Regions from separate parts of the Homo sapiens genome. Here region 1 is linked to region 2. Evidence: chromatin loops called from intact Hi-C (ENCODE). Cell type or tissue: A673. All regions are shown on one strand.

Region 1 (2,500 bases), 53 kb before region 2:
CATCTGTCTGGGAAAGAAGTTTTTTGGTGGGTAGTGGAAGAATTGCTTTTTTTCCTCTTGAGACTATTAAAACTTGGCAGCTAGAATTAGGTTGAGTGAATTTCTCAAATCCTTCATTTCCTGAAGGTTGGATTAAAATTCAGCAAATCTCAAACCCCATAAATTGGATTAAAATCTCGACAAACTACATTCTGCACTTTAGATTTTATAAAGCACTTTCAAATACCTCCCTTCAAACTCCAAACAACCCACGATAAGGTAGGGCACGCATTATTATTCATATTATGTGTATATTAGGAAACTGAGACAAAGAAAGGAAAAGCATCTTCTCTGAAGTCGTATGATTAGTTAGTGGCAAAGTCTAGGCTAGAATAGGAATCAGCCTGGTCTTAGGCCTAAACTTGAGGGAAAAAGTAGACATGTAGATGGCATATTGCAGATATCACTGAGACCCCATCATGCTGCCTCTGATTTTTCTTCTTGGTTACTCTTTGAAATCCTTTAGTGTATAGTGTTATTAGCAAAAAGGTTATTCTCTCTTTTAAGTGCTTGGAAAGTAAGGAAGAAATGGGGGCAGAGATGTTACTTGCATAATTCTCCTCACATCAAAATGAAATATACTGGCTCAGTGTTTTGAAAGGAACTTAAAATGTGAAACATGGTAATGAAACGAGCAAAATGTGGATCACAGTGACCACTGAAAGCCATGATCCAGGCTCCAGATGGACATCTGGTATATAGCTAAAGAAAAAGACTGTGTGAGCAACAAAAGGGCCATATGTGAGTTAGCTGCCAAAGATTTTTATTATTATTATTATTACTTTCCTTTGAGCTTTTGAGGTGATGATGCTTAATATTCAAGAAAGATGAAAATAAAAAGAGAGGAAGCAAACACCCAGCTCATTGGTGATTGGTAGAGTAATTGTGGGCATGGCCCCAGGATGATAGCAGCTTCTATTTAATCAATGTTGACAAGGCTGGGGAGAGCTGGGCAGGTCCCAAGAGGTAATGTTTTACTCGGAAATCCACTCAACCTAATTTCAGTAATGTAGGGCTGTGGAAGGGCCTGGACTGGAGCCAGAAAACAGGGCCATTAGAGCTCAGTGTAGGCAATGGCAGCTGGGAACATCGCCATCCCTCCAGCAGCATTGCAACCAGGCTGCCTGGCTGAGCGCACAAGCAGCCGCTGCTGCATATGCTCCTGGTATTTGCTCACCAACAGAATGCATCGACATGCTATTCTCATCCTTTCAAGGAAATGAATGGAATGCATAAAGGCAAGAACTGCTTCCAAACTCTATTTTAGCAAGAATCAGAGAGCAAGTTTGGCATACATCTTTCAAGGACCACTGTGAAATTGTCCACTTAATCCCCTGAATCCTTTAAGGCTACCATTACATTGTTGTAAATACATGCAGAGATAACTTAGATCTTTATTGCTGTCTTAGTGTGGTTTTGATCTTTCTTAGGAATTGTGGTTGTGGATCAAGAATATGGAAACTACTATGGTTTTTCCTTTTTCAAAACTTCTGAGATTCATTCAAATTAGTCAGCTTTGCAAATCCAAGAGAAGTGACCCAGGACGAATTACGCTCCTTAGGGCTGAGTGCTTCTTATCTAGCTGTTCTTTCCTTTACCATTCTTTCTCCAATAAACAACACATTATTACAGTAATTTGCTAGCATATAAATTCCAATAACTTAGAGGTTTTTGCTTTGTGTTTTCATGGCTGTGTCACCACTGCTATACTTGCAGTTCGTGGAACAGTGTATGGACATAGTAAGACATAATTTCTTTCACTGGATGAATAAATGAATGAATGAAAACATTTTCTTTCTTCCCTTTTGAAGGATCCTTGAGCTATCATGCATCAAGAATATATGAATTTACTTTCTATGATGTTAACTTTCTCTTTTTAAGTTAACACAGAAATGACAAAATTCATGGAGGCTGCCAGTGAACGTGGTGGTAATCTCTAAGCTGTCTTTGGGCTTGGAAGAGCAATGTTTTTGTCAAGGCTAAAATGCCATGGCATGGGCAGGTTACAGCTTTCTATCAGATTCTAACATTATCTGTCCAAATGACTGAATATAATTTTTGAGACTAAATCGTGGCACAGCAAGAGTATTTAATCAACTTCATTAAATAATTTAATCAAGTTTTTGAGCCTCTAGCTTAAGCCTCTCATATAAATAAGGTTATTTACTCCTGAAAATATGACTATGTTCCATTTGAAAAATTTGTGTCTTGAAAAAACTTTTTTCCCCTAAAAGGAAAAAAAGCCTAAACTACTAAAACTAAATTTAAAACTAAAACACATCATCGATTTTTGTTTATTGTTTTTTTTTTTTAGACACATTCGGTTTTATAATAGAACTGGATTTGGGGGATTGATTTTGCCCTGGTAAAGATGGATTTGGGGAGAAGCCATCACTAGGTAGATAATAGTAATAGTCTTAGGAAATTCATTCAATGGTCACTACATAGATACACGTGTGCG
Region 2 (2,500 bases):
TACAGAGAGATATTCAGTGGGCTAGTCTACTCTGCTTGCAGGTAGAGTCCAGAACTCATCATTTCAAACATATATTTTAAAGCCCGTACTTTAGGATATAAGAGTCTTTTCTTCTTTCATTTCTTTCTAAGCACAAGTATGTATTTATATTTATGTGGAAGTGTGTGTGTATGTGTGTGTGCGTGCACTTACATATACATGCATATACTTACACAGACACATGTTCCCCCCTCCCCTTTTCTCATAACAATGTTGAAGGTAGTGTGGTGGAGTGGGGGCGAATGCCACGGCACTCACATATTTATTCGTGTCATGAAAATACTCATCTGACTGCCTACACACTCTCCAAGAGGGAAATGTTTATCAAAGCATTCACAGCTTGTGCATCGCTGCCATGAAATCTTCCTAATGCTCCCAGAATCATCCCAATTATCAGGTATTCATATGCCTTCTATGCTTCCCACAGATTGTTCTACAGGGGCATGTCTTGAGTGAGGTGGCATGTTTCTGTTCACCCTGCCTTTTAGAGACCCAGAGCCGTCCAGAAGTGAAAAGCATGTGGAAGGATGCACGTTCCTGATGAAGATCAGAGGAAACTCCCAAGGCCGCAGAGTGCCTTAGCTCTTGGGAAGGAAATACCCACACCAGGTGGTGCTTGTCAGCAAATAGATTTAGTTTTATATTTTATGAGAGTATTACTTCTGGGTCAGGTTTTCATTTTCATTCTGTGTAGGTGCATATTGTTAAATTCCATTTCCTATAGGCACAAAATGTATTACCTCTGTTTTACCATCCTCTAGATATGGAAAACCATGTAAAGGACTAAGACAACTTTTATTGTGGACACACTGAATGCAAACGTGCTCTTAGACTCTAGCAAGCAGAGAGGGAACAACAGGTTTAACTCCAAGTTCTAAGCTTATAACTGAAAAGCTGTCCTGCAGGGAAGGAGGCACACAAATCCAGCTCAGAGCTTCCAACCTTTCTCAGGGTTTGTTCTTGCAGAATACAATTGAAGAGTGATTTACATGGTAGTAAGATAAAAGAAGTATAAACAGCTCAGCTATGACTCAGCTCATCTTGACTCCTTCACACAGGGCACAAAAACAGTCAGATGCTTCAAAGTTAGAAGGACCAGAAAAGGAAAATCTGCAAAGGAAAGCCTTTGAAAAGAAATTTGGCAAAGGGCCTGATCTACAAAGCTGATTTTCCCTGGTATAAAATGTCCCCATAGCACAATGCTTTTTATTCTGGATGAAGTGGGCTATAGAGAGGGTGACAGATGACTCACCCACCCTGAAAATTAGAGCTCATGACTTGATATGTTCACGTTAACCGGAAGAGATAAAAAGATGGGAAAGGTAAGACCCTGTTAATTCACTGTAGGGATTTAGGGGGAGGATAGACGGGGCCAACATCTTGGTGAATCCTTTTTCTCACAGTAGTTACTTGTACTGTCATTGAGCACTGAGACTAAGGAGCAGGCAGATCAGAAAAGTGATTTCTCATCCCACTCTATTCAGCATTAATGGCACAAAATCCCATTAGTGCATTCTAGGGGTTCATTTCAAAACAGACAATGGCCTCTGAATCAGCCTGCCATGCATAATCATCCGGCAATAGGGAAATTACACAATCAAAAATTTATCAAAAGACCACGAAAGGCAGCTATGTGAGGTCATGCCCATTCCTTCTTTAGCAGGGAGGAGGAGACATCACTTTAAGACCAGCAAGATCGATTTTTGTTTCATAACCATAGCTGGATTCACATGATCAGTCCAGAAAAGATAAAACTCTTTTGAAGGAGAAAGTGAAAGGAAGGAGTCTTGTTATTATAATTATTTTATAAATAGGTGAAAATAATTTTATCCCCCTTAGGCATTCTTATGTTCTATATCAACTTTTTTAAAGAAAATTCTCCCACATTCCCTTTTATTATAATTGAAATTCAAGTCCTAGAGGGTTGTCCAGTGTCCTATCTTTAGCCTCTACTCTCTCCTAGCCTCTACTCTCTCCTAACCTTGGGACCTGCTTTCCCAATAGTTTGTCAGACTTTATCACATGGATTTTCTTCAAATCCATGTCTGGCATTAAAATATCGTCATGCTTATCCTTTCAGACACATTTATTGGTACATTTATATAGTTCTTTTTTGGTTTTAACATGCATTCACATGCATTATCTTGATTCCTACAACCAGGGTGTAGCCAATGTTATCAGTGGGATGACTCCCAAATCCTTCTCTCTGTTTTCTATTCTTACTACCATCACCCAGTTTAAAATTTTATTATACTGAACTATGGTCATTGCAGTTTTTATCCTGATCTTTGTGTCTTCAGTCATTCCCTTCTTCAAATTCTCCTGCTGCTAAAGCAATCTTATAATAGCAATGCTTTGTTTAACTCTCTTTTGCCTAAATGGTTTGAATTATTGGCTTAAATGAATGGATTCAATTATTTACTATTTAAAAATTAAAGCCCTTCTGCCTAGCATTTAAAGC

What was found. A loop is a pair of places that touch in the nucleus more often than their neighbours do. Peaks named below come from ENCODE experiments on the same cell type or tissue, not always from the same donor. Only the 100,000 strongest peaks of a DNase experiment are listed, where the experiment ranks them.
Region 1: a loop joins it to region 2, with 3 times the contacts of the local background. A loop is called at or near these places in 4 of 110 quality-filtered maps.

The regions. Positions count from the first base shown.
Region 1 is chr3:115,712,370-115,714,869 of GRCh38, forward strand. All of the region lies in intron 2 of GAP43 (growth associated protein 43), which reads left to right. Among named protein-coding and RNA genes, the nearest start is that of GAP43, 90 kb to the left of the region's middle. RefSeq lists enhancers at 656-1,156, 1,157-1,657. In A673, no CTCF peak of the experiment used is centred here; DNase peaks (open chromatin) are centred at 92 and 1,072; H3K4me3 peaks cover 466 bases; H3K27ac peaks cover 632 bases.
Region 2 is chr3:115,765,713-115,768,212 of GRCh38, forward strand. No RefSeq gene overlaps it. Among named protein-coding and RNA genes, the nearest start is that of SNORD155, 140 kb to the right of the region's middle. In A673, no CTCF peak of the experiment used is centred here; DNase peaks (open chromatin) are centred at 1,289 and 1,369; H3K4me3 peaks cover 1,017 bases; H3K27ac peaks cover 886 bases.